Linked DNA regions of Homo sapiens: region 1 is linked to region 2. A link is a contact called in ENCODE Hi-C data. All regions are on one chromosome and are shown on one strand. The core of a region is the stretch at or near the end of the contact, and the rest is flanking DNA. Distances in the headings are between cores, read along the strand shown. Region 1 has its middle 270 kb from the start of LINC02227. Region 2 overlaps CLINT1 (clathrin interactor 1).

Region 1 (3,162 bases), core at 371-2,870, 860 kb after region 2:
AAATTGGTTATTCCAAATTGCTCATTTAGCAAATTGGGGTTTTTTTTCCCATGAAGAACTTCCCAGAGAATTTTCCAGCCTCTGTGTCTCTATCCCAGAACACACATCCTAGTGCCTTCATATGAAAACAAGGCCCTTCCTGGTAAGAGCACTGCGATGTGAGATTGGAGGGGACAGCCACAACATGGGTCACTCCGTGTTTACTCTGTGGCTCACCACTCATGTGCCCAATGTCCTTGACACAATTCTAGTTTCTTTCCTGTGCTTTCCTTACGTCCCTTCTAGCATCAGCTACTTCCCAGGTGTTTCTCAGTTCTTGACAGTTTGAGGGATCCCTGCAGCGAGTTGCAGCACCTCTAATTCACTTCATAATGAAGCAGCTTGTTGTGGTGTTTTGTGTCCATTACAATCTTTTATTGCTGGGTGTGCAAGGGCTAAGTTTTCTTTTGACTTTCTTTGTCTACATGGGAGTTTGCAACTGTAACAAAGTAACAAAGGAGTCCCAGCAAGCTTGTCTCAACACGAGCTAAAGAATTAATATGCAATAAAGACTCTGATGTCTGGTGGTACTGGAGTCATTCTCACTAATCTAGGATTCTGGCTATTTCAGAGTCACCATGACTATTACCTATGGATTATCACTCTTCCAAGGCAGAGACAACTGTAATTTCTGGTAAAATTAGATTAAATAATTGCACCTTTTATAGTCCAGAACATGCTTCAAGAGTTTATGAGGCTTCAAGGTCCTTTTTGCCACCATCAATTTTGAGTTTACCACAGATGTACAGAAATTGTCAAGAGAGAGTTTTTACTAGTAGGATATTGAGTGATAGAGATTTGCAATATGCAATTTTTCTAAAGGTATCTGATTCTTTAAAATCACTGGTCCATTTTGTTTGGGGGAAGGGCAATGATTAAGATAGAGCGAAAAGACAGATTTTCTGATTTTTCACAAGAGTATAAACATGATTACAGTTTCAAGGCCTTTGCTTTGCCTTATTGGGTCACGTTCATAAAGGTAGTTATTTTACCTGATAAATTTGGAGGTACTCCTATCTTCTGAAGGTAAAAAACAAACAAACAAAAAAAAACAACGCAGTCATCTTTCTGGAAGAAGAGTACATGTTTAAGGAAATACCTGAGATCCTCTGGAAGAAGCCCACACTGGGCAGCTCTTAAAAGTTAGACCTTAGATGACTTGACTCTTTCTAGAAACTGCACTTTCTCAACCATTGACAGAAACCTGGAGACCACTTCCCCACTCTTTGGGTGCAACTCCAGCAAAGCTCACTGTGCCTGGGTCTCTCAATGGGCATTCTAGGCTATGCTGGCTGTCAGAAATGGCTCGCAGAAAGTGGGGGGCGTGATTAGCTTTAAATGAAGTTCTAAGCCACTGGTACATGAAATGAAACTTTTTTTTTCTCTCTCTCTCTCTTCTTCCCCTTCTTTAACCTGAGCTGCTGATGTAAGTGGCTCTAATTTACTTTCCCCGAGAAAACAAAGCAAAATAAAACAGGGAAAGGCAAAGAAGATCCGTTTGCGAAGTGTAGTGCTTCTGCTCCTGATAAAAGGGAGCCATTTGCTGCTTTCATGGTGTCAGTATTAATTTCCAAGCAGTCAAAGTCACCGCTAATTTATTTACAGAACAATCTCCTTGCCCAGGAGCTGGGCTGGTGAGGCAGTGGTTTCCAGCCTCCAGCTTTGTTTGTTGACAGGCTGATTTCCCACAAGGCCGTTTCCACCTGTGTTTCTGTTGTTTTTAGTACGTGTCTCCCTTTCTTCTCCCCCGCCACCGCCTCCCCAATGGCTGTTGAAGGCCCTTCTCATCTCCGGTCTCTCTCATCCCCTTCCTCCCTCCTGCCCCAAGGACTCCTGGCAGGCCTTTGCAGTCACGCTGCACTTAGAGTCTCTGCCGGTAAAGTCCCAGGGGGCGCTGCATTTCTTTCTTTCTTTTTCTCCCCCCTTTTTTTGTTTCAAGGACAAGATTCAAAAGAGCCTGCTCCACACAGGTTGTAAGGTGCACCTTCAGATCTGTCTTCAAATAGGGGCTGAGCAATTTGAATATTTGTGCTCCTGGAAATCAGTCTGTAAAATCGTCTCCCAACGCCCATTAAATTCTGCAAAATTGCTAAGCTTTGAGAACTTCATGGTGGGGTCCAATCTGGGGCCCTGGCACCTCACTGCCAAAGCACGCATCCCCAAAGATACTTATAATGGAAATGACGGAGTGGCTGATTTGGCCCTAGCTTCTTGCATATCAAAGGCAGGAGGGCGGGAGGGAAGCATCCATAGAGCAGTCAGGATGCACCCCGCATGCCAGGTAATATATTGAGATGTTTAAAGCACACTGCTCGGCATGCACATGTGTCTGTCTCTCTGCTATTTTATACATTATCTGCAGGGCGGCAGGTACAAGGATAAGGCATGCTTTGAAGTCAGTGGCAGTGCCACCTGGGCATGGAGTGGGAAATAGGCATTATATAGCCTTTTTTCATATGACATATTTGCTATCTCCATGAGGAATACTTTGAGACCAGAAAAGAGATCACTGCGGCTATATAACCCACACCAAATCTTGCCACATTGGACCTATGATGTATTTACTGATTTTAAAAATACCAGAGGTATAATCTTGCCCAGAAAATGTGCCTCCACCCTAACTCCTCAGCCTCTTCATAGTATGTACAAATTGTTTTTCTGCATATTTTTTTTAACAAATGTTGTCTGTCTAGATTCAGAGATTTTTATTAGTGTGTTTGTGTTTAAAGGTGCTGGGTTAAAAATACCCCCTCATCGCCAAAGGAAGGCGAAGGGGGACAAAAAAAAAAAAAAAACACAGAGCTTTGTCCACTTGGAATTGGAGGGTAATCTGGAAAATTATAAAGAACTACAAGCCTGGCAAAGAGAATTTTGTTCTTTTCAGTGGTTGAAAAGAAGAGTAAAAAGGGTAAGACATGGCCTGTGGTTTCCATCCATCAGTAATGATACAATTAAACTGAAATAAGTTAACTTGGTTAACAGAATCTACTTTAACTCTCCTCCTGTCCACAGACTCCTACATCTTCTCTCTTCTCCCAGTCTCTGAGGTTTGTTTGCTACCAGGGATGTGGGATTCCCGGAGTCTAAGGATGCAACCATTCTTCAGTTCTTGTTCCTGAGCTC
Region 2 (3,192 bases), core at 54-2,553:
AACTAAGGCAGCCAATAACAGATTCACAATTTAAGATGCCACAAAATGATGAATTTCAGAATGCTTTTGTTTATCCTGGTGGCTGAAGAATGCGTGGCTTAGGCAGTTAAAAGTGTCAAAATGCAGCTGTGAAAATGAACAATAGCAATTAGGATTATAATTCACCCAAGCATTTCATTACCAAGAATGCACTTGAAATCTCTTTGCATTGTTTAATTTGTTGGAGAACAAGATGAAAGAAGTTAATCTCCAGTCCATGTACATGAAATATTTTTACCAGAGCCTTCATAAATGCTGTAGATTTCAGAACACTGCTTTCCTTGTTCAAGCGACAAAGGCCCATGGGTCAAATAAGAAAGGTTCTGTTTCCGTAACCCTTCACAAGATTCTTAGCTGAAGGCCTGTGTGAGTGCTGTGTTTAGAGGGAGAGGTGGCAGAGAGCCAATAATCTAAGAATCTCCTCATTTCTTTGGTTGAAAAACAATGGGAGCCATCAGAACATACTTACAATATAGTTATTAAGTATATCCACAGGAGGATATGGCAAACATAAAACAAAAAAATAACAGAACGCTTACACAAAGAAACCAGATCTATTAGAAGTTATTTTCCAGGCCAGGTGCAGTGGCTCCTATCTGTAATCCCCAGCACTTTGGGAGGATGAGGCAGGTGGATTGCTTGAGCCTAGAAGTTCGATACCAGCCTGGCCAACATGGCAAAACTCCATCACTACAAAAAATACAAAAATTTGCTGGGCGTGGTAGCGTGTACCTGTGGTCCCAGCTTCTCAGGACGCTGAGGTGGGAGGACTGCATAAGCCCAGGAGGTTGAGGCTACAGAGAACAAGACCCTGTCTCCCACTCCCCTCCCCCAAAAAAAGCTATTTTCCAATGAAGCTGTTGCTTTCAGAAACTGCAAAGAACCCCCTCAAGATGAGATTTGATGGCATAAAGAATTCCAAGACAAAGTATTTTAAGCTTCAACTAATTCAGAAACAAATGTAAACTAAAAACAACACTGTATGGTTTGGCCTTATTCCAGGTCATTTAAAAATAACTATTTCTAAAAAGGTAGAAATGGCATTTTAATCCTTCCTTTCTCATGTTTTCTACTGCCCTCAATCTATGCCCTACCCATAATTCCAGTGACCTTTTTTAAAAAAGAAAACAATCCCTCCGTGTTAAAAATAAAAATAAAAATTATGTCCAGATTTGAAAGGAAAAAAATGGCTAGTTTAATTCTGAAAACTTCTGACACAAATGTTTTAAGAATATATCACAGACGCTAGAGGGGGCACTCTCAACGGTTTCTTAAACACACACACAACAATCCAGACAAAGGTCTAGAATTTGATCTGCAAACAAAATTACAGAAAAAGACACCGCCCCTCCCCAATAAATTTCATACCATTTAAACTAACACTACAGTCAAACAAGTGACTTACGGACTTTCACCAATCCTAAATTGAGATTCCTAACTTGAAATTTTAAAAAATTATCTCTTTACACTTAGTTGTTGTTTTTTTTAAAGTACCGGCAACCATTATTATGACCTTCTGTTGAAGGCTCAAAGTCTTTGGATACAGGCTTTTCTACTTACATTTCCTTTCATGTAATTATCATTATAACACTTAAAGGTAACCAAGAATACTTTGATAACACCAAAAAAATTTTCTGTATATTATTTTAAACCAGTCTGACAGTAATACCAAAAGAAAACTTGACCCACAAAATATCTAATGATTTTTAACATTTCTGCTGTCACCATCAATAACTACCTTTTATTTCCAGATTTTTATCTGTATTTAATTTCTGCAAACATAAACAGACATGAGATGTAATAATGGAGGGAAAGTAAAAGAAGAAAAATAACTTTAAGAAATGCTGCTGTTTCACAAGAGAACATAAACCAGGAAAAAAAATGTTGCTGTAATTTTTACATTTCTTCACTAGTTTAAATAGTATCTGTAATTTTCAGAACAATCTAATAGTCACCAGAAAGTACAAAATGAGCCCTTCTCACATGTGTTCTATCTAGGCTTACTCAACATATTAACTTTCTCTTTGCTTAAAACAAGAGTCTTGAAAATGAGTGACTTGAAGAGTAGGTTTCTCTGTCCTGATAAAGATAGGTAATTACTAGGATCACACTGTTTAAATGTAACAGTTACAACTACTGGGTAGTTCAGCAGTATAACTGGCTAACAATACCAAATCTTAACGGACTCTAATATTAGGCCAAAAAGAAAGTTAAGAGAGGGAATGAAAGATGGAAGGAATCACCAAAGAATGAAGAATACAAGAATAAAATCCATAGACACAATCATTATTGTTTATGAAACTGTTTGTTGTTTCCAAAGTGCTTTTACTCATTTTCACATTTGCTTCTCAGAACACTCCAGCAACTTCACTCTGCACAACTCAGCAACACTGACTCACTAGATCTTTAGTGCCAACTGCGAGAAGTTACCATCCTCAAGTTTTGCACACATGCTTTGATATGGTTTGGCTGTGTCCCCACCCAAATCTCATCTTGAATTGTACTCTCATAATTCCCACGTGTTGTGGGAGGGACCTGTTGGGAGATAATTTGAATCATGAGGGCGGTTTCCCTCATACTGTTCTAGTGGTAGTGAGTAAGTCTCACAAGATTTGATGGTCTTTTTTTTTTTTTTATACTTTAAGTTCTAGGGTACATGTGCACAACGTGCAGGTGTATACATGTGCCATGTTTGTATGCTGCAACCGTTAACTCGTCATTTACATGAGGCATATGTAATGCTATCCCTCCCAAGATCTCATGGTCTTATCAGGGGTTTCTGCTTTTGCCTCTTCCTCATTTTCCCTTGCTGCTGCCATGTAAAAAGTGCCTTTCACCTCCCGCCATGATTCTGGGGCCTCCCCAGCCATGTGGAACTGTGTCCAATTAAACCTCTTTTTCTTCCCAGTCTTGGGTATGCCTTTATCAGCAGCATGAAAATGGACTAACACATGCTTCTAGAGCTATGTAAACACAGCCAGTATTCAGTTAGTCAAGGGTCAACTATTCAGTTTGTAAATTATTAGTGTTCATCGTAGCCCTCCTCTTTATTCTCCATTTTCTGCTTATTTGACTACTTGACATTCAGATAATATCAAATTATTTTACTTGGTAAGTTTCAGTCCAGTTTTTAGAGGTAGAATTGATTAAAAG

Evidence for each region. Hi-C counts contacts between places; a loop is a spot of excess contacts on that map. Pooled maps may share reads with other maps.
Region 1: a pooled map shows a loop between it and region 2 (1.9-fold over the local background). The contact joins two enhancer-like sites. A Hi-C loop is called at or near these places in 2 of 37 single-sample maps with no recorded cell type and 2 of 50 pooled maps.

Annotation. Positions count from the first base shown.
Region 1 is chr5:158,675,456-158,678,617 of GRCh38, forward strand. No RefSeq gene overlaps it. Among named protein-coding and RNA genes, the nearest start is that of LINC02227, 270 kb to the left of the region's middle. RefSeq lists an enhancer at 1,907-1,956. Within about 2 kb of position 1,621, at least 3 of the 41 ENCODE cell types and tissues checked have a DNase peak (open chromatin) inside an H3K27ac peak, as active enhancers do.
Region 2 is chr5:157,819,553-157,822,744 of GRCh38, forward strand. The region is part of intron 1 of CLINT1 (clathrin interactor 1); the gene reads right to left. Among named protein-coding and RNA genes, the nearest start is that of CLINT1, 38 kb to the right of the region's middle. Within about 2 kb of position 1,304, at least 3 of the 41 ENCODE cell types and tissues checked have a DNase peak (open chromatin) inside an H3K27ac peak, as active enhancers do.